Linked DNA regions of Mus musculus: all the other regions are linked to region 3. Evidence: chromatin loops called from intact Hi-C (ENCODE). Cell type or tissue: gastrocnemius. All regions are shown on one strand.

Region 1 (8,000 bases), 160 kb before region 3:
TCCCATTACAGATGGTTGTGAGCCACCATGTGGTTGCTGATAATCGAACTCATGACCTCTGGAAAAGCAGTCAGTGCTCTTAACCACTGAGCTATCTCTCCAGTCCCTCTTTAAAATATTTTTTACTTGGAACAACTTATATTCTTCAAATGACAAGAAGAATTAGTCTCAGCAGGGCAATGGTTGTGCACACCTTTAATTCCAGAATTCGGGAGGCAGAGGCAGGAGGATTTCTGAGTTCGAGGCCAGCCTGGTCTACAGAGTGAGTTCCAGGACAGCCAGGGCTACACAGAGAAACCCTGTCGCGAAAAACCAAAAACAGAAAAAAAAAAATAAAGAAAAGCCAAAAAGAAGAAGAAGGAGAAGGAGAAGGGGAAGAAGGAGAAGAACAACAACAACAACTAGTCTCACGTACAGCATTTCATAATATGCTGTCTGTCTTTGGGTGGCAGCTTCCATTCTGGAACTCTCGGCTCCTACAAGACTTTACCCAGAAGATGTGCTAAAGCAGAGATGAAGGCTCAGAGAGGACTGAGGAGCAGTGTGTAAGTGGTGCATCTGTGTCCTTCCCCGGGCAGGAGATGGGGCTTTGAGGCACTTGCAGGATGACTTTGCGGAGTGGGAATTCTGACATGTTGCCACTTAGCCAGCTCAGCCACAGCTTCTGGGTCCAGCGCTGTGTTAGGAACACGATCTCCCTTTTTTCTCAAGCTGCCAGAAAGATGGTGAACATTCAGACCGAGCAGCCCTTTCAGAAACCATAAGCGGCTCTGCTGGGAGAGATCTGGAAGGAGAAACTCCCTTGGAACTAGAAGAACATCAGCCTAGGCCTCAAGACGCCTAAGGAGACCATTGAGGGCATCTACATAGACAAGAAATGCCCTTCATGATAACAACGTCTCCATCAGAGGTCAGTGTAGAGACCGGACAGATGAGGATGCAGAGGATCATTGGCATCCTCTCAGACTATCTCTACCGTGACCAAAATACAGCGGAGGGGGAGGGGACACAAGCACGTGCCTGCTTCAGGAATGTACAGACTGGTGACATTGTGACCATGGAAGAGTGAAGGCCACTGAGCAAGACAGTGAGCTTCAAGTGTGTTCAAGGTCAGCAAGGCTGCTGACACCAAGAAGCTGTTCCAGTTTTGAGAGGACTCTGGTGACTTCCTAGAACAAATAAAGTTATTTTCCAACTTAAAAAAAAAGAAAAGAAAGAAAAGAAAAGAAACACTATCTCTCTTCACATTACTTTTTTTTACAAATCAAACAGAGAGGAGGGCTTTAGTCTGGGTATTTAGGCTCACTTTTTTTTTTTAAAGATTTATTTATTTATTTATTTATTTATTATATGTAAGTACATTGTAGCTGTCTTCAGACACTCCAGAAGAGGGAGTCAGAACTCCTTACGGATGGTTGTGAGCCACCATGTGGTTGCTGGGATTTGAACTCTGGACCTTCAGAAGAGCAGTCAGGTGCTCTAATCCATTGAGCCATCTCACCAGCCCTCACTTTTTTTTTAAGGTTTATTTATTTACTTTATGTATATAAGTACACTGTAGCTGTCCTCAGACACACCAGAAGAGGGCATCAGATTCCATTACAGATGGCTGTGAGCCACCATGTGGTTTCTGGGAATTGAACTCAGGACCTCTGGAAGAGCAGTCAGTGCTCTTAACCACTGAGCCATTTCTCCAGCCCTCATTTTTTTTTTTCTTTTTTTTTGGTTTGGTTTGGTTTGGTTTTTTAAAGTTTCACAGAACAGATACTTGAATGAGCAAATGACTATAAAAAAGGTGAAATGGTGGGGGGAGGGGAGATCCCTTCTCTGTGTCCCAGGAGCTGCCAGTCACACAACCAAACCAACTAGCCAACTGCTTGTGCCTAGGGTCAACAAGAAACAGAGCCAAGGTCATACCTTGACTTTCCCTCACTTCATATCTTCTTAGCAAGTGTCCAAGGGTTTCACTCCCCTATAACCAGAAATAAATTCTAACTCAGCCAGCTTCTGTTAGCCTCTGTGGGGGCAGAAGATGAGATATTGTCTCTAAATCCAAACAAGGAGAGTGGGCTTCAGCCCCAGACCTCAGTGAGGTCGGTGGATTCCATGCCCAGAGGCTCTGTCCGCTATCAGAGAAGGAAAGGTTGTGCTGGGGAGACTCCTACGGCCTATGCAAAGTGTGGCATGAGGCCTTCTGCTGTTTCTTTCTCCTGTCCCCGGAGTCGGGACTGCTGGGATGTCTCAGTAGCCTTGGAAGGCCTTACTTAGCAGCAAACAGTGATGTCCGCTACACCAAGGGTTAGAGATCTAGGGGTGGCAGAAGGGGACAGTTCAGCCTCTCCAAAAAACGAAAAAGAGCCGGGCATCCCAGCACTCAGGAGGCAGAGGCGGGCGGATCTCTGAGTTCCAGGCCAGCCTGGTCTACAGAGTGAGTTCCAGGACAGCCAGGGCTACACAGAGAAACTCTGTCTCGAAAAAACAACAACAAAAAAGAAAAACAAAAACAAAAACAAAAACAAAACAAAAACAAAAAAAAGAAAAGAAAAGAAAAGAAAAGAAAAGAAAAGAAAAGAAAAGAAAAGAAAAGAAGAGAAAAGAAAAAAAGAAAGAAAAAGAATCCTGCTTGGGCCACCGAGAGATCAGCTACACTTTGAGCCTATATTCTGACAGGCAATCTGACCAGGTCAAGAGGGAAGAGCCAAGATCTCTGTGGCAAGACAGGTTCCTCCCTTGGGCCCACCTCATCATGAGGTCCGGGGAGGGAGGCCGGACTCTGTTCCTGATCCCCACCCAGGCAGGATCGGTGCTAATGTAGGCACTTGTGAACTCACTTCTCATAATTTTTTGGTCACTGTCACTGACCCAAATCCACAAGCTGACCCCAAACCACAAGGTTTAAAATTCTCTTCAGGCAGCCTGGGCTCCTCCACCTGGGACCTCAATCCCCAGCTACTTCCGGGTTCCAGCATCCCTCATATACTCTCCACCCGCCCCACCACCAGCCCAGGACCACATTCTATTTGAAAAATGCATACTAGGTTTCCTTAAATTCTTCTAGGAGACCCTCAGTTATCATCCCTTTTGTGTCCAGGGTGGTCTTGAACATCATTAGCTGAGGATAATTTTGAACTTCTGATCCTCCTGCCTCCACGTCTTGCTTGTTGGGATTATAGGATTGTGCTACCAGGTTTGATTTATGGTGTGTTTGGGATTAAGATTCCAGGCGCACATCCTCTCGGCTGAATTGGAGCGGCGACGGTGGTGTGTGTGTGTGTGTGTGTGTGTGTGTGTGTGTGAGAGAGAGAGAGAGAGAGAGAGAGAGAGAGAGAGAGAGACCCTGCGTGAGCGTGCATATGAATACATGTGTGTACACCTATGTTATGTCCTGGAACTCTCTGTAGACCAGCCTGGCCTTGAACTCACAGTGATCTGCCTGCCTCTGCCTCCAGAGTGCTGGGGTTAGAGGCGTGCTCCATCACCATGCCCAGCAGTCTTGTATCTTCCTATTCATCTCTTGGTGGTAAAATCTGCCCTCCAAGCCGGGTATCTCTCTGGGCCCAGCACCCTCCCGTTGTCCAAGTCTGCGCTTTTGTCAGCGCAGTTGAAGGAAACCACTCAAAGTAGGCAGCGTGGAAGGAAGGCTGGGACTCGTGGAGCACTTGTCCAGCAAGCGCAAAGTCCTAGGATCTAGGCAATTATGATCCCCAACCCCGCAGAAACCGAGTGTGGTGACACACACTTGTAATCCCAGCATTCATGAAGTGGAGGCAGGAAGATCAAAAGTTAAAGGTCATCCTTTGGCTACAGAGTTTGGAGCCGGCCTGAGCTACATGGAACCCCATGCCAACAAATCCTTTGCCTATCTTGCCAAAAATATATAGCTGGTGGACTCCTCAACAGACCGAGTTGAACTTGAAGTCCAGAGCAGTCACTAGTCTTTCTCAGGGCTACCCAGCAAGCAGCTCAGGGCAGAGCAAAACATGATGATGGGTTCCTGAAGCCACTTTGTACCTATCCTGTCACGGTTTAAATAGGAAAGGTCCCTGATAAGCAAATGTGTTTAAACACATGGTTCCAGCAGGTGGCGCTATTTTGGCAACTTTTAGGAGCTTGCTAGAGGAGCCAGCCCCCCACCCCAACCAGGCCTACCTACCCTGAGTTCAATTTTTCTGACCTCTGTCCTTGCAAAAGATAGAAATCAAGCTGATTAGAGCCTATGTGTACCTCTAAGTCTCTCTCTCTCTCTCTCTCTCTCTCTTTCTCTCTCTTTGTTTTTTTTTTGGGACAGGGTTTCTCTGTGTAGCCCTGGCTGTCCTGGAACTCACTCTGTAGACGAGGTTGGCCTCGAACTCAGAAATTTGCCTGCCTCTGCCTCCCAAGTGCTGGGATTAAAGGCGTGCGCCACCACCACGCCCAGCCGTCCCTCCCTCTCTTTTCCAGGTTCCCCTGGTCCCACCTCTTCTCTTTATGGGGGGGGGGGGTGCGATCTTCTGAGCTGTTGTTTATCTCGCTCTCTGAATTCCACCCACTTAGTTAACTCTAACCCACACTGTCATAGCTCCGGACATCAAAATCCCTCTTTTTGTTGTTGTATTTTGCTTGTTTATTAGACTTTTAAAAACTAATAGACCTGACTTACTGGATAGATAGATAGATAGATAGATAGATAGATAGATAGATAGATAGATAGATAGATAGATAGATAGATAGATGAATGATAGCTAGACTTTCACATAGCCCGGGCTGGTCTCCAATTTGTTATATAGCAGGAGTATGACCTTGAACTACTGACCCTCCTGCTTCCACCTGCTGAGTTTGGGAATTACAAATTTGGTCATCGTCCCTGACTTAAGGACGATGTTTAAGTTGGAAGCTTTGTATTTGTGTATGTTAGACCCTGTGTCTGCTCATCTGAAGGGAGTACACATTGGTGCCACTGCACAGCCCAACCAACTCCATGTTTGAAGCTCTGGAAGTTAAACTCCAATGCCAGGAGGAAAACCACGAAGTCCCCTGAGCAAACATCCTATGGCAAACCACACATCAGCAGGGTCAAGGTACATCTCGATAGCCTGAGACATCCTGCAGAAAATAGAAAATCTAGCCATCCTGTTGGTCAGGTGGTTTTGCCCCGTGTTTGGCTCTTACTAGAAAGACAGCTTTAAAAATATTAACTAGCTAACCCATATAGAAAATCTCCAAGTTTGCTATAACTACAATAAATACCCCCCACCCCTGGGCTCTCACTTCTGACCAGTACTAAAGGTGAGCATCCTTGCTCTAGAGCTTGTAATAAAGACCTGCATGTGTTTACATTGGAATTGGCTCCTCAGTGGCCTTTGGGGTCCCTGAGACTTGGGCCTAGCACCACCTTTTCAGAAGCGAGCATCCTTTTCATCCCTGTGAAGACCACGATGCTCTCCCAGCCTTGAGGCCATGAACCCTGCCAGTATCTGGATTTGAGGGGCACAGTAAAGAAACCAGAAGAGTCAGTCCATGGGTAAAAAAGGCCGGGGTCGGGGGAGGTTTTTCCAGCTCCCAAGGAGAGGGAGGAAATCTTCATGGTTACAAGGGACTGGGAGGAAGGGAGCCTGTGAGCTGGTGGGGTGGGAGCTTTGAGGTATATTACTAGGCTAGCATGGATCTTGATATGCTGATAGGTAACAAAGGCATGTGTGAATGGGGGAACCTGGTTTTTTGTTTTGTTTTGGTTTTGGTTTTGGTTTTTTTTTTTTTTTTTTTCTTTTTTGGCTTTTTTCAAGACAGGGTTTCTCTGTGTAGACCTGGCTGTCCTGGAACTCACTACCAGGCTAGCCTCGAACTCAGAAATTCTCCTGTGTCTGCCTCCCAAGTGCTGGGATTAAAGGCATGCGCCACCACTGCCTGGCCAGATGCCAAGTCTTTGATCCTCAGAACGCTTCAGGGCTGAACAAGGCACACTCAGGCAGGCAGCCCACTTTTCCCAAGCTTTGAGACTGCCCCTGAATGAAGCCCATATCCCCAGCACCCACCTATGAGAAGTCCCCTGAGCACTCTCCCAGACACCCTACCTTAACCAGGGGTTCGCTGACCAACTTCTAACTCTATCAGACTAGAGAAGACATCAGGTAAGAGGCCCAGGTCTAGGGTCTGAGAGATAGCCCAGTTGATAAAGTGTTTGCCTTAGCAAGTCTGGGGACCTGAGTTCAATCCTTTCTGGGGGCTTTTAACCGAGTAAAACTTCTGGATGTGGTGGAGCATGCTTGTAACCCCCACACCAGTGAGGTAGAAATAACAGATTCCAGAAGCCCACTGGTAGCCAGCCCAGCTTACTTAGAGACCAATGAGAGAGCCTGTTTCAAGGGAGGCAGACAGTGCCTTTTCTGGATGCTAACACTGTCCTCCACATACAGACAGTCACCCACATGGGAGCAAGAAGGAACGGGTAGGGGTGAGGGAAGAGAAAGAGAGAGGGAGAGTGAGAAGAAGGGAAGGAGAAGGAAAAAGAGAGAGATCTCTGAGTGTGCTCTGGGCTTATCTTCTCTGCTTCTAGCCTGTTTCCAAGGGTCCTCAAAGCCACTGAAATGTCCCTACTGTGGGACTGACCAGTGCTTGGGCCTGTTGACTGCTAGCCCATTCTGTTACTAGCAGCCATATTAGACCTTTGGCTTTCCCTATGCACCTTTCAGATAGGAATTGTTCCCGATTGTGTCTTAACTCTCCGCACAGCCAACACCTGCTAGCTGTCACTTATCCACTAGCAACCCTAGGCCACTAAGAGGCAGCAGAGGCGCATTCAGGTACTTGTGAGCAGGCCATGCAAACTGCCACTTTTTGTGTATACTTTAATTTTTTATTTATTCATTTTACTTTTTTTTTTTTCAGAAAGGGTTTCTCTGTGTAATCTTGGCTGCCTTGGAACTCATTCTGTAGACCAGACTGGCTTAAATTTAGAGATCTCCATCAGATTTGGCTGTAAGGCATTTTTTTAATTAATGATTGATGGGGAAAGGCCCAGCCCATTGTGTGTGGGGCCATCCCTGGGCTGGTGGTCCTGGGTCCTATAAAAAAGCAGGCTGAGAAAGCCAGTAAGCAGCACCCCTCCATGGCCTCTGCACCAGCTCCTGCCTCCAGGTTCCTGATTTCCTCCAGTGATGACTAGCAATATTGACGTGTACCCGGGATAAACCCTTGCTTTTTTAAAATTTTTTAAATTTTTTGTTGTTCAGGTTCTTTTGGGGGTGTGGTGTTGAGATGGGGTTTCTCTGTATAACCTCTGATTCCCACGTTCTAGAATTAAAAGCATGAAACACCACTATCTAGCTCCCTTTAAAAAAAATTTTTTTTAATTGTGTGTAGGTATGTGTACATGCATGCAGGTGCCTGCAGAGGCCAGAAGGGGGCGCTGAAGATACAGGTAGTTGCGAGCCTCAAGAGGTAGGTGCTGGGACAAGCTCCTAACTAGTGAACCATCAGCCCCTCCCTGCTTGTTTGTTTGAGACAGGGTCTCTCTATACTACTGGCTGTCCTGGAACTCACTCTGTAGATCAGGCTGGCCTCGAACTCAGAGATCCACCTCTTCTGCCTCCCAAGTGCTGGGATTAAAGGCATGCACCACCATACTCAGCTGCCGCCCTTTTAAAAAACAAGGTCTCATACAGTGCAGTGTTGACCTTGCTGTGTAGCTGAGAATGATCTTGTACTCCTGATCTTCCTGCCTTCAATATCACAGACATGTGTCACACTAGATTTCTGTGGTGAGAGGGATGGAACCAAAGGCTGTCTGGTTGCTAGGCAACTGAAGTGTCCATTTCTGACTTAGGCTGGCCTTGAACTTCTGATCCTCCTGTCGGAGCTTCCCAAATGCTGGAATTAGAAATATACATAACCATACTCTGCCACACTCAGCTTCCTGTATCATTTTTTGTGGTGCTGGAGATTGAACCCAGGGCTTTGAGCCCTGTGTGTGTGCTGCAACTGAGCCAATTCCTTAGAGCAGCAGCAGGAAGCCAGTGAGTATC
Region 2 (8,000 bases), 190 kb before region 3:
GCCACTGTTGGGTGGGGGCTGAGGCCTGAGTGAGGGCCACGGATGGGCAGAGCTGGCGGCTCTAGGTGGACTAGGATCTTCTTTTTCTCTCCTACAGTGCCCGCAAGCGTCCCATCCCCTACTACCGGCCCAGCCCCTCCTCTTCCTCCAGCTGCTTGAGCACCGACTACTCAAGCCGGAGCCACAGCCGGAGCCCCAGCCCTGGCCACAGCCATGGAAGCTACAGCAGCCGCAGTCACGGGACTCGCAGCCGCTCCTGCAGCGCCTCCAGGAGCCGCAGTCCTAGCTACCACAGCCGGAGCAGCTCTGAGAGTGGGGGCTTCTAAGCCCAGACGGACCCATCTAGGGTTGGAAGGCCCTGGAACAAGGAGAGGCTGGGGCCCTGAGACCTGGGAAAGAGGGGTCTGTAACCCCATACTGCTACAGAGGTCCCGGGGTGGGGGTGGGGCAGCACGTGGGCAAGTGGGACTACAGAAGAGCGTCTTCTAGGGTGGGTGAACCACCCACGACACGAGGAGGAATCAAACTGTCCTGCCCCTGAGGTGTGCCCATCCCCACGCCCTGCCCACCCACCATGCCCAGGGAACAAAGAGCCTTTGCGAACACAGGGATCAGATCACCACACCCCTCTTCTGCTTGAGGCCAGCTTACCAGCCTGGGGCCCATTGCCTGTGTATGGCACAAGAGTCCACAAGAGTTGGCTGTCACCTCACCTGAGCTCAGTGGACACCCCCACCCCCACCCCACACAGCTCGGAAGGTGCCAAGCTGGGACCTTCCCCTCCTCTTTCTTTATCTCCCACGGGGTGGATCTAAAAATGGCAAAGTGAGCCAGATCTAAGAGAGAAGGAAGGACCACCTAACTCCTGGGGTAATGACAAGCAGAATGAGAAGTTCACACTCGGCCCATCTCTCTCCCTCGCCTTCACATCAAGGCCACGCCCCCCAGGCCTTCATCAGCACAAGAGGTGGCATATACCACATCTGTATCTAACACGGAAGTTAAAGGTCAGCAGCTGAGGCCCTATCTCAGTTGGTAGAATGCTTGCCTAGCATGCGTGAAGTCCTGGGTTCCATCCCAAACAAAGCATAAAACCGAGCATGCTAGTGCATGCCTGTAATCCCAGCACCCTGGAGGTCGAGGCAGGAGGACCGGAAGTTCAAGGTCATCTTAGGCTACATAGTGAGTTCGAATCCAACCTGGGGTACAGGAGAATCTGTCTCAAAAGTGAGAGACTGGGAATTCAGGCCAGAAGATAAGAAAAAACACGGGTAGAAAGCAGCGGCATTTTTTTTTTTTAAAGCATGGGCCCAAACAAGGCAGTCAGATGACCAAACAGGTCAAGGGCTACTGGGAGACAGGTACAGGCTGCTGTCTGGGTTATGGGCCAAATGATAGCTCACGGTCACAAGCTAACTAACACGCGGTGCACTTCGGAGCCTGCCCGAGGGAGGCCTCCTTACCAGGCTTTGATGGGGCAGGTTTGGTCAAGGCTTTCAGAACTGGGATGGTAGGTTCCAGCCAAAGCCCTCACCCTGGAACACGACCGGGATGAGGCGGTCCCCCCTCCAGCCCTCTTCTGCGGCACCCAGCCCCACCCACCCCCCTGCTGGGGCCCTCAGGGATCTCGAAGTCTTCCTTGGCCCAATAGGGCAGATGCCCTGGGCTCTGGTGGGGGGAGGAGTCTGGGGTCTGAACCGGGTTCCCACCTTCTCTCAGTTTCCCCTTCCCTCTTTCTCCGCAGTGCGGGAAAACATTTGGACTGTAATAAAAAACACTAGGTGCCCGGGTGACAGGCTGCGACTGAGTCTCTGTAACTGCGAGCATCAGGGAGCAGGGAGGACTGGGGTCTCTCCCCATAAGGACTGAGTGGGGCTCTCATTCCTCCCGAGGGGCCCAGTGAGGAGAGGTGGGTGGCCTCAAGGAACCAGGTCCCATCACCCGACCACTTGCCTCTGAGGTTCAAGTGGAAAGAAAAAGGGAATCAAGAAAATGTCCTTCCACCCTGGAGGGTTTGTGGGCTATTTGTTAAAATTATTGTGTGTGACACACACCTTTAACCTCAGCACTCTGGAGATAGAGGCAGGCAGATCGCTGTGAGTTCAAGGCTAGCCTGGACCTCAGAGCAGATTCCAGCAGAGCCAGAACTACACAGAGGAACTCTGTCTCACACCCCACCCCAATTATTGTGTGTACATATGCAATATGTTTGAGGACGCATGTGCCACTGCACGTGTGTGGAGATCAGAGGACAACTGTGTGGGGTCAGCTCTCTTCTGCCACATTTATATGAGAGCCAACTCTGGCCACCAGGCTTGTGAGGCAAGTACCTTTACCAGCCGCATCATTCTGTGGCTAGTGGGGGGACAGCGGTGTGTGTGTGTGTGTGTGTGTGTGTGTGTGTGTGTGTGTATCCGGTATGTAGTATGTATGTACACTGTGTGGCCATGTTTGTTTTGTTTACTTGAGACAGGGTCTCCCAAGGCTAGAGAGATGGCTCAGTGGTTAAGAGCACTGACTGCCCTTCCAGAGGTCCTGAGTTCAATTCCCAGCAACTACATGGTGGCTCACAACCATCTGTAATGAGATTTGATGCCCTCTTCTGGTGTGTCTGAAGACAGCAACAGTGAACTCATAAATAAAATAAATAAATAAATCTTTAAAAAAAAAAAGAGTGCTCGCTTTGGCAGCACATATACTAAAATTGGAACGATACAGAGAAGATTAGCATGGCCCCTGCACAAGGATGACACGCAAATTCATGAAGCGTTCCATATTTTTGCCTCAGTACAGGGGAACGCCAGGGCCAAGAAGTGGGAGGGGGGTAAGGGAGTGGGGGGGGATATGGGGGACTTTTGGGGTAGCACTGGAAATGTAAATGAAGAAAATACCTAATTAAAATAAAAAAATGAGACAGGGTCTCTCTGTGTAACCCTGACTAGCCTGGTAGACCAGGCTAGACTAGAACTCTCGATAATAATCCTCCTGCCTCAGTCTCCTGGTTACTGGGATTTCAGTCACAGGCCACCATGCCCTCCCGTTCCTCGTCCTCCTGTCTGCCCCCCTTTTTGTCTCCCCTTTGTCTTCTGTGTGTGTGTGGTGTGTGTATGTACTTTATGTGTGTATGTACTATGTGTGTGTGGTTGTGTAGTGTGTGTATGGTGTGTGTGGTGTGTGTTGAGTGTATACTGTGTGTGGTGTGTGTGTACTGTTTGTGTGTGTGGTGCATGTACTTTGTGTGTAGTATAGTGTATGGTAGGGGGATATGTGTGAAGGGGTAGTGTGTGTGTGATGTGTGTATAGGACAAAGGCCAACATTAAATGTCTTTCCTCTATTTAAGCTTTTCCACCCTAATCTGAGGCAGGGTCTCCCAGACTCTGGAGCTCACCAGTTGGCTAGACTGACTGGCCCTGGACTTGTCTCTGCTTCACACACACACATACATACACACACACACACACACACACACACACACACACAGAGAGAGAGAGAGAGCATGGCAGCATCCAGACAGGCATGGTGCAGGAGATGCTGAGAGTGAAGGCTGCTAGCAGAATACTGGCTTCCAGGCAGCTAGGGTGAGGGCCTTATTTCCCACACCCACAGTGACACACCTACTCCACAAGGCTACGCCTACTCCAACAGGGCCACCTCTTCCAATCGTGCCACTTCCTGGGCCGAGGATTTACAAACCATCCATCACACTGGTCTATATAGGGAGTTTCAGGACAGCCAGGGCTACACAGAGAGGCTCTGTCCCAAAACAAAAAGAATCACACACACACACACACACACACACACACACACACGAGTGCTTTCTTATTATTTTCCTTTTCTCTCTTTCTTTCTTTCATTCATTCATTTTTCTTTTTTTTTAAAAAAGAGTAAACCATGCTCGCCTTAACCATCAGTTTGTTTTTTGTTGTTTTTTTTAAGATTTATTTATTTATTATATGTAAGTACACTGTAGCTGTCTTCAGACACTCCAGAAGAGGGCATCAGATCTTGTTACAGATGGTTGTGAGCCACCATGTGGTTGCTGGGATTTGAACTCCAAACCTTCGGAAGAGCAGTCGGGTGCTCTTACCCACTGAGCCATCTCAGCAGCCCCATTCATTTTTCTTATTCCATGCCCTGTGTGGGGGCGCTGGGTTGCATGTTTATATGTGGACCACATACTCTATGCCCGGGGAGATCAGATCTCCTGAAACTGAAGTTATAGTGGTTGTGAGCCACCATATGGGTGCTGGGAATTAAACCCCAGTGGTCTGTAAAAGCAATAAGTGCTGCGATTCACCACTGAGCCATCTCTCCACCCCCTAATTTCTGTTTTTAAATTTTACGTGTATGTGGATGGTGTGGGACATAACGCAATGCGCACATGGACGCCAGAGGGCGAACTTTGTAGAGTTAGTTCTCTCCTTCTTCCTCTACATGGGTTTCCAGCAGCAAACTCAAGTTACCAAGCCTATTTTGGCAAATGCCCCCAGCTACTGAGCCATCTCAGCCTACCACTATTATCATTGTCGTTGTCGTTGTTGTTGTTGTTGTTGTTGAAAGCACAGAGACCTTCATCCTGTCAGATTCCCAAACCAAACAGCCACAGGGAAAAGGAAATATCTCCCCAAGACGGTGCACTGTTATTTCCAAAATGCACCCTCGGCTATTCATTTATTTGTTGTTTCCCTAAATTCCCCCGCCACACTCCCATAGGGTTTCTTTGTGTAGCCCTGGCTATTCTGGAACTCACAAGAGTTCTGGCCAAGAACTCACAGAGATCTGCCTGCCTTTACCTCCACAGTGCTGGAGCTAAAGGATTGCGCCACCTCCCCGCCACAGTTACCTTTGAAATGTTTATTGAATGCGTAAACGAAAGAAAGAAAAAAACAAAACAAACAATCCCCGCCCCCCTCCCCAGCAATTCCAGACGCCCTGAATCAATGATAAGGTTGTTGGCAGTGAGCAGACACTAGAGGGAGACAGAGTGGTGGAAAGGTGGCTTAGGGGATACCTTCCGCGGGAGGCTCCCAGCCCTCTGAGCTTCCTTGGCTATGCAAGATAAGAAAAACTCCGGGGGATTCAGGCCCAGTCTGCCCTCTGCTCTATTCCTTGCGGGACCAGGAAAACACGACCGGGTTCACCACGCGAAAACAGGAAGTATGGATCCCTGCCCACCGTTGCCTGGAGAATGGGCGGGGCCGTCCTTCCCCAGGATGCCCGGGTTTGGCACTCCTGGCTCTAGACCCTGGAACTAGCTCTTCCGGATTGGGGATTTAGCTACTCACTCTTATATTGGTCAGCCTTTATCTGATGGGACTCACATGAAGCACCCCAATGGTTTCTATCCCAACACACAACTAGAGAACAGCCCCCCGGCCGTGTGTGTGTGTGTGTGTGTGTGTGTGTGTGTGTGTGTGTGTGTTAGAAGAGGTTGTAAATTATGTGTATGTGGAAGTGCACATCTGTGTGCCTGTGGAGACTAGAAGACATGGGTGTTGTTCCTCAGGTGACACCCTCTTTGTTTTTGTTGAGAGGCAGTCTCACTGGCCCAGAGCCTAGGGTGGCTGGCCTACAAGGCCCAGGAATTAACTCTTCTGTCTCCATCTTCCTACCACTGGCATTACAAGCATACATCGTCCTATCTGGTTTCTTTTCGAATAGGTACTAGGAATGGAACTCGGGTCTTCATATTTGCAGGACGAAGCTCTCTCCCCAGGTCCCTGTGTCTTTAATCAGTGTCTACAATGAAAGCCCCCAAGCCAATGTAACACATAAATCAGGTTGAGTCCACTGCTATCCCTAGTCCTTGCCTCTCTGGGGTACTCCCAGAAGTGGACTCCACACCTCCCAAGCCTGCGTCTGTCATTAAAACATGTATTCAGCTGGGCAGTTGTGGCTTTAGTCCCAGCACTCAGGAGGCAGAGGCAAGTAGAGCACTCAAAATCTCCACAATTGATTTTTAAAAATATTTATTTATTTATTTATTTATTTATTTATTATATGTAAGTACACACCAGAAGAGGGCATCAGATCTCATTATAGATGGTTGTGAGACACCATGTGGTTGCTGGGATTTGAACTCAGGACCTCTGGAAGAGCAGTCACTGCTCTTAACCGCTGAGCCATCTCTCCAGCCCCTACAGTTGATTTTTATGTGTGTGGGTGTCGATGAAGCGGATTTGAGCTAAACCAAGCTAGAAGGATTCTAGCTCCTTTTTCTAATATATATTTATTTGGGTGCACATGCGCGAGTGTGTGGGTCTACCGCACATACTATGACACACATATGAAAGTCAGAAAACAACTTTTCTGCTCTCTCCTTTCACTCTGTGAGCCCCAGGACTCACCAGGCTTAGTGGCAAGTGTCTTTACCTACTAAGCCATTTTAACAGTCCACACAGAACGCACTTAGCATGGTTTTGCTACAACTGAATTTGACAAGGGAGTGTTAGAAGGGCCTAGGGAAAGTCTAAGTTTGGTCAAGCAATGCCTGTGTGCACACTGCAGCCCTTTAGCCTTTACAGAGCAAGAAGTCGCAGACGGCACAGGGGGCGGGGGAGGCAATAGCAGAGGAGAAACTTGATTCACAGCCCTGGAGACTTCCAGAACATCCAGTCCAATGGTCTCATTGTGCAGATGAAGAAAATGAGTCACATTTGCTGGCCTCTGGCCAAGGTCAAAAGCACTCAGGTCCCCAGACTCCCTAGCTAGACAGATTCTCTCGGCTCTACGGCCAAGAACAGTTGGGGATGGAGAATGGCTCCCTAGCCCTGTCACCTGGCCCCTTGTTGATCCCCTTCAGTAATGATGGGGGTAGGCAAGCTTCATGCCAGTGGGGAAATCAGACTCCCAGGGAGACACATTGAGATGTTCTGGGAGAGACCCCAGACACCCCCACGTCGAGTGTGCTATACCGATGACTATGCTTATTTCTGGTACCCAGTAAAGCCGGTGACTGGTACAATCCATCAGCTGTCGGGCCTCTCTGCCTAGCAGCTCCCGGAAGACTCCAGAGTGTTCTCTGAGGCTGAGCCAGAAAGGGAGGGGCTGGCTGGGGTGCAGCTGGCAGAGGCCTGTCAAGGGTGTGGCTGGCATGGCCAAAAACTCAGGCACTTTCGAAAAGGGAGGAGGGAGTCACTTCTCAGAGCACTCCAGACGTTGAGGTTACAGACAAGAGGAGGGGCTCTTCCATGGAGGAAACCCCAGACTCCGCAGAAGTGGGGCTATGGCCTGTCAGCCACAGAGTTCAGGGAAATCTCTAGATGATAAAGTTGCTCCTGTCTCTTCCCCCTCCCACCCCTCTACCCTTCCTGCCCACCCCAGCTCCTCCATATATCTCTGCTTGGCCTTGAACTCATTATGTAGAGCAGGTTAATCTCAGACTCAGATCTGCCTGCTTCTGGCTCTCAACTGAAGGCTTGGACCATGCTCCTCCTATACCTTTCTCTTCTCTCTCTTCTACCCTCCCTTTCTTCCCTCTGTGTCTCCCATCCTCTTTTTTTTTTTTTTTTTTTTCTTCAGTGCTGGGAATTGAACCCAGACTCCATGATAATGCAGAGGAGTTCTACCACTGAGCCATACCCCATGCCATCTTTTGACTCTTTTTTTCTTATTTTTATGTATATGGGTGTTTTTTTTTACCTGCCTCCATGTCTGTGCACACATGTATGTAAATCTAGAAGAGGACTTGAATCTCTTAGAGCTAGAATCAGGGGCTGGGATTCGAACCCCGGTCCTCTGGAATTGCAACAAGTGCTCATAGCTGCAGAGATAACCACTGAGCTGTCTCCTCAGCCTCCTTTTCTTGCTTTTTATTTTGGGATATAATCTCATTCTGTAGCCCAGGCAGACCTTTGCTTTCAACCCATCTGCATCGGCCTGCAGAGCAGGGAGAACAGCATCCCCGTGTCTCCAGCCACACACACACACACACACACACACACACACACACACACTCACACACACACACACTCACACACACACACACACTCACACACAC
Region 3 (8,000 bases):
ACCTGGCCTAGAAATTAAGTTTAAAGACTGACTTATTTATATATTTTATGTATAAGAGTGCTCTGTCTTCATGTACATCTGCATGCCAAAGAGGGCGTTACAGATGGTTGTGAGCCACCATGTGGTTGCTGGGAATTGAACTCAGAACCTCTGGCAGAGCAGCCAGTTCTTTTAAAACTCTGAGCCATCTTTCCAGCCCAAAATTAAATTTCAAAAGTGTTTATACAGCTGTGTCAGTGCCCAGCACATTGTGAAGCTCAGAGGACCAGCAGGACCACCTCAGGTGTCAGTGTCCAGGGACCTGACTGTCCCCATATAGCTGGGATTGTATGTGTGTGCCAGCACACTTGGCTGTGTATGTGGGTGCTGGGGACTAGAACGTAGGCCCTCAAGCTTGCAGGGCAACTGCTTTTCCACTGAGCCATCTCTTCTCAACCCTGAACTGATATAAAACTTGCACAAAAGCCCACGTCATCCTTCCAAATTGTCCCAGCGTTAGGGGCTTGGACTTGGTGGTATACTGTGGTTCCGTCCTCGGCGGGGGGGGACTGAGGGGAGGGCAGAGCTCCCTTCCACCCGCCACAAAGCTGGGCAGAGCCATAGTGCTTCCTTGAAGTCCTCATGGCATATGAAGCCGTGTAGCTCTGAGAGGGACACAGGGATGAGGGCTGACATGAATGCTGATCACATGATCATGGCGAGGATGGAAGATTGAGGGGTTCTCTTGTCCCTGCCTCCCATCTCACTATCTCTGGAATTACAGGCACCCCATGGACGTCCCACACTGTGCTTGGCTTTTGACATGGGTTCTGGGCTAAACTCATGTTTTCATGTTTGGGAGGTTAGCACTTTGCTTTGGACTCGTCTCTCCAGCTCCTGTTCATTCCTGTCAAACAAACGTGTGGACCACAAACAGGAGGGAAACCCAGAGCCTCTGGACAAGCCCAGCCTAGGGTTCTGGATGCCCTGAATCTGAGCCTCCTGTGCCTCCCTCTGTCTACCTGCCATTCCTTGTCCATCACCCCAGTGACACAGTGCCATCCCACCCTGGTAGGCTATCAAGACAGGGTGTATCCACTCCACAGCTCAGCGCCCCCCCCCCCCCATCCCAGGGCATCTCGCCTAAAGATTCCTTAATTTTGGATCTGGTAAGATGGCTCAGCTGCTAGCGACACTTGCTGTCAAGCCTAATGATCAGAGTCGGAGCCCCAGGATGCACATGGTGGGGAACCAACTCTCAAAAATTGTCCTTGACCTGTGGCATACACAGGCATAGGTATGTACACACATACACAGAGGGGTGGGGGTGTGAATAATTAATTAAGTAAGTTATTAGTGAAATGTGGTAGACAATGTGATTCCTTAATTCCCACCCCCCCTTGATCTGCGGTTTTGGAGACAGAGTCGCCCTCCCTTGGTTGAAGCTGGACTACTGTTACTCAGCCTACTTCTGCCCTCTTTTCCCACCCTCCCCAGAGAGCATTAACTATGCCCCCCAGCTCCTCGGGGCCACCCTGGAGGGGAGACTCACACAATCTACCTTCACGCTGGAGCAACCCCTGGGCCAATTCAAGAACGTCAACCTCTCTGACCCAGATCCCATCTGGCTGGTGGTGGCTCACAGTAACGGTAAGCTAAGCCTGTTTGCTTTCTCACTGTGACCCGGGCAGGTCTAAGAGGTCTGGCAGGCAGGGGGTGATGGGAAGTAGGTACTTTGGGGGATGTGATTGGGAAAGGCGGTTAAGCCTACTAGGACGTAACACGTGGTTCTGCCCACGTGACGGCTGACCCTCAGTGCCACCCCCAGCCGCCCAGAACTTTACCGCCCCACGGAAGGTAGAAGACAGGCATGCCCCTGCCAACTTTGACCGCAATGGCTACTATCTCACGCTGAGGGCCAACCGGGTACACTACAAGGGTGGCCAGCCTGACAGCCAGCTCCGAGTCCTCCGTGTTGGGAATGACAACAACTGTTCCCTGGAGTCCCAGGGCTGTAACTCGCCTTTGCCAGGGGCCGGCCCCTATAGGTGAGCAGCAAAGCTGGGGTCAGGGACACCTGCCTGGCACAAACAGGAGATGGGGGTGGGGGTGGGTAGCCATTGGGTGGTTTGTTGAGGTCAAGTGGGATGGCTGGGCTCCCTAGTCTTCTTCCTCCTTTCCTCCCTCCCTCCCTCCCTCCCTTCCTCCGTCCTTCCCTCCCTTCCTTATGTTTGTGGTGCTAGGGATGGAACTTGGGCCCTGGAAAAGCTAGATTGCCACTCTAGCATACCCCTAGCCTCTCACTGGGGGATTGTGGGCAAGTCCTTACACAGCTCTTCTTTTATATTTACTTTGATTATTTTAGGTGTATGGGTATTTTGCCTAAATGTATGCCTGTGCACCACACATGTGCCTGGTGCCCGTCACAGGAGGTGGTGAGCCTCCATGTAGATACTGGGAATTGAACTTGGGACTTTTGCAACAACTTCAAGTGTTCTTCAACTCTTGAGCCCTCTTTCTTTCTTTAAAAAAAAAGATTTATTTTATTTTTAACTATGCTTGTATCTGTGCATGGGTTTGCTTGTGTGGACGATGGTTCCCCTAAAAGCCACGAGTGTCTGGTCCCCAGGAACTGAAGTTGAGCTACCTGACATGCATGCAATATGTCCTGCTAAGTGCTGAACACCTCTCTAGCCTCCTCACAGCTTTTGAAAGTAGCAATCCCCCAGCTCAATGCCCATATGCCACGGGAGGTCCTGACCATGTAAATGGATTGTCTCTACTCTAGACCAGGCGTTCATAGGTGGAGACCAGCCTTGGTCCCCTGGCTTCCCTCACTAGATGTTTGTTTTGAGTGATCTAACACACATGCACTCGCGTGCGCATGCACACAGAGGCTTAATGAAAGTGAAGGCTACTGTACATGACCAATTCTGGTCTCCTGCTCAGAGTGAAATTCCTGGCGATGAGTGCCGAGGGACCCGTGGCTGAGACACTGTGGTCCGAGGAGATCTACCTGCAGCAAGGTAGGAGAACATAAGATCTCAAAAAAATAGTGTGGGGTGGGGGCTGGGGACATCACGGGGCTGGGAAAAGTAGGTCTCCCCCTGTCAAGAACTGCAGCACCACTTTGTGCTCTGCAAGTATCCCTGCCCTAGTCTAATCCCTCCATGATTCTCACATGTCTCAGCTTGGGTGTAGGATGGTTGGTCTGGAAGCTGCCCAAAGGCCCCCTTTGGGGTTAAATAGCTTCTTTCCTGCTTGCCTGTGCAGCCCAGACATTCCGAGAAGCTCCAGGGTCCCAGGGCAAGGGCACTGTGGTCATCATTGCCTTCTTGTCAATCCTACTGGCCATCCTGCTTGTGGTCTTCCTCGTACTGGTCATATCCGCTTGGTGAGTGAACTAGACTGGTGCTGCCTTGCCTCTCAGCAGTAGCCTTGGTCGCTTCTTGCTGCCATTTGATGAAGTCGGTTCCCCTGAAGGCTGGGCGGTGTTGACTAAAGCCCTTCTCCCTCTTGCCCATCAGGGGCCTGATTTCCCAGCAGTCGCCGCTTGCCCCCTCGCGGCCATACCTGGAATTGCAAGCAGGTAGTCAGAAAACACTCCCAACAGTGAGGCCCTACAGGTAGAGGTGAATTACGTTCAGGCGGAGCCCACTAAAAGCTTTTGCTTTGACATCTCAGGCAGAGCTGAAGTACCGGGGCTGGCACAAAACCTCCCAGAAGAAAAGACACCCCACACCTGTAGGGATTTGAAGAGGCATCTCTGTGAAGGGGAGGCAGGCATGTGGGGATGTATTGGGGGAATTTCGGAGAAGGAGGAAGTATGCCAGCAGGCATGAGCAGAGAGCGGAGGTGTCCAGCAGAGAAACGGAGCTGTCTCACTGCTGGGAACAATGGAGTGTAATCAAGGGAGACTTGGCCGTGATAACCTTTAAAACAGTGGTTTTCAACCTTGTGTGGAGATGCCTTTAAAGGTGAATGAATGTTCCTTCCACAGACAGGGGTTACGTATCAGATATTCTGCATATCAGATATTTACATTAACAAAATTACAGTTATGGCGTAGCAAGGAAAATAATTTTAAGGTCCGGGGTCACTCAAACATGAGGAACTGAATTAAAGGGTCTCAGCATTAGGAAGGCTGAGAAGTATTGGTTCAGGCTGGGCCAGGGCATTAAGAATATATTCCTGGAGCTATTACGGCCAAAGCCTGAGGGCTGGCAGTCCTAACAAACTAGGCTCAGCCACCCATTGTGGACAAGCCAGTTAGACACACAGGTAATGATGAGAAGCAGAGGCTGGAAAGATGGTTCAGCTATACTTAGCCTGAGTTTAATTCCCAGCACCCGTATCTGACGGCTCACAACTACCTGGCTCCAAAGGGATCCAATGCCTCTGGCCTTAACACTTCGCACGCACGAACACACACACACACACACACACACACACACACACACACACACTTCAAAATAATGGAATAAAAGAAATTAAAAAGCAGTCAAAGGTAGGGAGATATATTCCATGTGACCACATGGGAAAGAGAAGCAGAGAGACCCAATGACTCTCTAAGTTTATCTTTAGGAGCCTGATAAGGCCGTGACTTAAGGTTTAGGTTAAGGAGAGGGTAGGGATCGCATTGCTGAGACATCCCGGTGAAGGCGTGGTCCCAGCCATCGCTGACCGCCCACCCATCCTTGGCTTCTGCTAGTTCGCTCTGGCTCACATGGGGCTCCCAAGGCTCCGCCTTTTCCTCCCCAGCATGGGGTACCTGAGGAATGTCTTGGGATCCTGGGATAAATGAGACCCTGGGTCTTTTGTTTTTGTTTATTTGTTTTGCTTTTTTGTTTTTTGTTTTTCGAGACAGGGGTTCTCTGTGCATCCCTGGCTGTCCTGGAACTCACTCTGTAGACCAGGCTGGCCTCGAACTCAGAAATCCCAAGTGCAAGGCATGTGCCACCACTGTCCAGCCTGTTTGTTTGTTTGTTTTTGTTTTTTTAAGAAAAAAAAAGGAATTATCTTCATTCTTTTCAGTAGAGTTGCTTACAAAGGGACAGGGAACGCCAAACATGATGTCCTAGGCCCTTAATCCCAGCACGGGAGAGGCAGGGGCAGGAGGATCCATAGGAAGTTCAAGACCAGCCTAGTCTACAAAGTAACTTCCAAGCCAGGCAAAGCTACACAATGAGATCTTGTCTGAAAAAAACAAAACAAAACGAAACAAAACGAAACAGAAAACTTCAGGAAAGAACAGACGGGGGGGGGGGGGGGGGGGGGGGGGGTTGGGGGGGTTGTGGGGGGTGTGGGGGTGTGGGGGGGGTGGCGGCTGATTTATAAAGTTTTAAATTTTTTGTGTTACACTTGGTTTATGTATACACCACAGCACAGATGTGGAAGTCAGAGGTCAAGTTTTTAGAGTTGGTTCTTCCCTTTGACTATGTGGGACCCAGGGGTCGAACTCAAGGCAAGGCCTCAGGTTTGGTAGCAAGCACCTTCACTCACTGAGCCATCTCACTGGCCCATGTGTGCTCCTTGACACACACGCCCCGTCATCATCATCATCACCACAATAACAACAACAGTAACAACAATAGCAATAACAACAGTGATAACGTTAAAGGATCTTATCTAACCTCCACTGTGGTTTTCTAGAGCTTCAAACCATTGCACAAGGGATATGGAAAATGAGCGGACTGAACTGTGTTCATGAAAGAGATCTCAGTTATTCTCTAAGCGCCCCACATCAGGTTGGTCCCTGGGACCCACACAAAAGCAGACAGAGAGTGAGGGCCCTCCACTGACCTTCTTTCCCCTTTTCTCTCCCCGAACCTTCTGAAGCAGCTTGAGTACTTCCGGGTCCAGCCCAGAGGAGCAAGTGCGCATGCGGCACTATCACACGCACCACATGGGCAGCCTCCGAGCTGAGCGCAGCTCCTGAGAGTTTCCCAGGGCTTTCATCTGGGATCAAGTTGCTGAGCCTGAGCTGGGACCTACCTGGAACCCTAGGGAAATATCTTCAGTTCAAAGCTTGGACTAGGCAATCTTTATCAGAAATAAATGCCCCGAATACCTTTGTGCTTCATCTTACATATACCTGGGTTCATCTCCCTCACCTCTGATGTTCTTCTCATTGTGTGTGTGTACACGTGTGTACATGTGTACGAGTACCTGTAGAAATCCATCTCTCTCCACCTTGTTTTTTTTCTAAAAAATTTATTTATTTAGACACTGTAGCTGTCTTCAGATACACCAGAAGAGGGCATCAGATCCCATTACAGATGGTTGTAAGCCACCATGTGATTGCTGGGAACTGAATCCAGGACCTTTGTAAGAACAGCCTGTGCTCTTAACCGCTGAGCCATCTCTTCAGCCCTTATTTTTTTCTTTTAATTTAGTTTTTATACGTATAAGTGTTTTGTTTGCATGTATCGTCTGTCCGGTGCTTGAGGAAGCCAGAAGAGGGCATCAGACTCCCTGGGACTGAAGTTACAAATGCTTGTGAGCTACTGTGTGGGTGCTGGGAGCTGAGCTTGGGTCCTTTGCAGGAACAGCAAGTGCTCTTACCTGCTGAGCCATCGCTCTAGCCCCATCTTATTTACTGAGACAGGCTCTATCAGTGAACCTGGAGTTTACTAAACTCTCTCAGCTCCCTGGCTACTGGGCCCCAGGATCCCTCTGTCTCTCCAGAGCTGGGTTTGCAAACACAGGCTGCTGCGCCTGGCTTTCTACCTAGGCACTGGGCATCAAAATCTGGTCATGATGCTTGCAAGATACTAACAGAGTCATCTCACATGCCCTGATAGACAGAGTCTCTTTGTTTCACCCAGGCTGGCCTTGAACTTGATTGGACTCTTCTGCACCTGCCTCTGGAGGTGCTGGGATTACAGGCATGTGCCCCACCATGTGCATTTCTTTTGACACAGGATCTCACTGTATAGCCCGGGCTATAATCTTAATCTTCCTGCCTCGATGTCCTGAGTGCTGGCATTACATATGTGTGCCTGAGTACCCGGCCACCTGAGCAGTTCCCTTGTCCCAGTTCCTCTGGGGGACGCTTTCAAAGTAAGATGTTGAGGTTCGACTTGGAGAGATGGCTCAGCGGTTAAGAGCACTGACCGCTCTTTCCATGGGTGAAGATGGAAAGATGGCTCAGTCGGAGTGCTTGCCATGCAAGCACGAGGACCTGAGTTTGATCCCCAGAACTTACAAAAGCAGGTGGGCACGGTGATACAACAACCGTAACCTAGAGCTCGGGAGGTTGACGAAGCAGATCTCTGGGCTCACTAGCCGGCGAGTGTGTGCACACTGCATGTGGAAGCCAGACACACACTTCAGCCTTTCGTTATTTTTTTGTATTTATTTTAGGGCGTGTGTGTGCATGTGTGTGCCTTCTTGTCCGTATGTGTGCCACAGGTGTCTTTGGAGATTCGAAGAAGGCATCAGGTCCCCTGTAGCTGGCGTTATGAGCAGGATGTGCTGTGGAGTGTACATACAGACAAGAAGGCACCCCTTTCCCTGGCTCACCTCTCTGTTGGAAAAGCAGCCATTGCATACCCCCATCTGTTTCCCAAGAAGTACCATTAGCATGAATGGGTGGCGATGAAGAAATGGCTCAGCAGTTAAGAGCACTCGCTGCACTCGAAGAGGATGGGAGTTTAGTTTCCAGCATCCCCTTAAACATCTGTCCCTCCAGTTTATCTGATGATCTCTTCTGGCCTCTACAGGTGTCTGCACTCATGTACACATACCCACACAGACACACATATGTGCAGTTAAAACTAATGAAATAAAGCTGGATATGGTGGCACACACTTTTAATCCCAGCACATGGGAGGCAGAGGCAGGTAGATCTCGAGGTCGAGGCCAACCTGGTCTACCTAGTGACAGCCAGAGCTACAAAGAGAAATCCTGTCTCAAAAGCCCAAACCAAGCCAAAACAAAACCTAATGAAATAAAAATCAAGAGGAGGAGGAGGAGGAGGAGGAGGAGGAGGAGGAGGAGGAGGAGGAGGAGAACGTGGT

Evidence for each region. Peaks named below come from ENCODE experiments on the same cell type or tissue, not always from the same donor. Only the 100,000 strongest peaks of a DNase experiment are listed, where the experiment ranks them.
Region 1: it touches region 3 in a loop (4-fold over the local background); 19 of 42 quality-filtered maps call a loop at or near these places.
Region 2: it touches region 3 in a loop (4-fold over the local background); 12 of 42 quality-filtered maps call a loop at or near these places.

What each region holds. Positions count from the first base shown.
Region 1 is chr5:135,894,144-135,902,143 of GRCm38, forward strand. No RefSeq gene overlaps it. Among named protein-coding and RNA genes, the nearest start is that of Hspb1, 10 kb to the left of the region's middle. In gastrocnemius, CTCF peaks have their summits at 4,078 (motif pointing right), 6,768 and 7,373 (motif pointing right); DNase peaks (open chromatin) are centred at 4,091, 5,895 and 7,402.
Region 2 is chr5:135,872,983-135,880,982 of GRCm38, forward strand. It overlaps Srrm3 (serine/arginine repetitive matrix 3), which reads left to right. Exons shown (of 15, transcript NM_021403.3): 15 at 98-1,790. The coding sequence ends at 326. Gm22450 (a small nuclear RNA gene) reads left to right here and starts at 2,675; the gene lies at 2,675-2,781. In gastrocnemius, CTCF peaks have their summits at 4,373 (motif pointing right) and 4,970 (motif pointing right); DNase peaks (open chromatin) are centred at 4,392, 5,068, 6,715 and 7,042; H3K4me3 peaks cover 1,587 bases; H3K27ac peaks cover 3,723 bases.
Region 3 is chr5:136,058,255-136,066,254 of GRCm38, forward strand. Upk3bl (uroplakin 3B-like) reads left to right here. Exons shown (of 6, transcript NM_001359361.1): 2 at 1,477-1,629; 3 at 1,808-2,027; 4 at 2,929-3,005; 5 at 3,253-3,373; 6 at 5,821-6,070. The coding sequence ends at 5,917. Among named protein-coding and RNA genes, the nearest start is that of Upk3bl, 5.0 kb to the left of the region's middle. In gastrocnemius, no CTCF peak of the experiment used is centred here; a DNase peak (open chromatin) is centred at 3,531.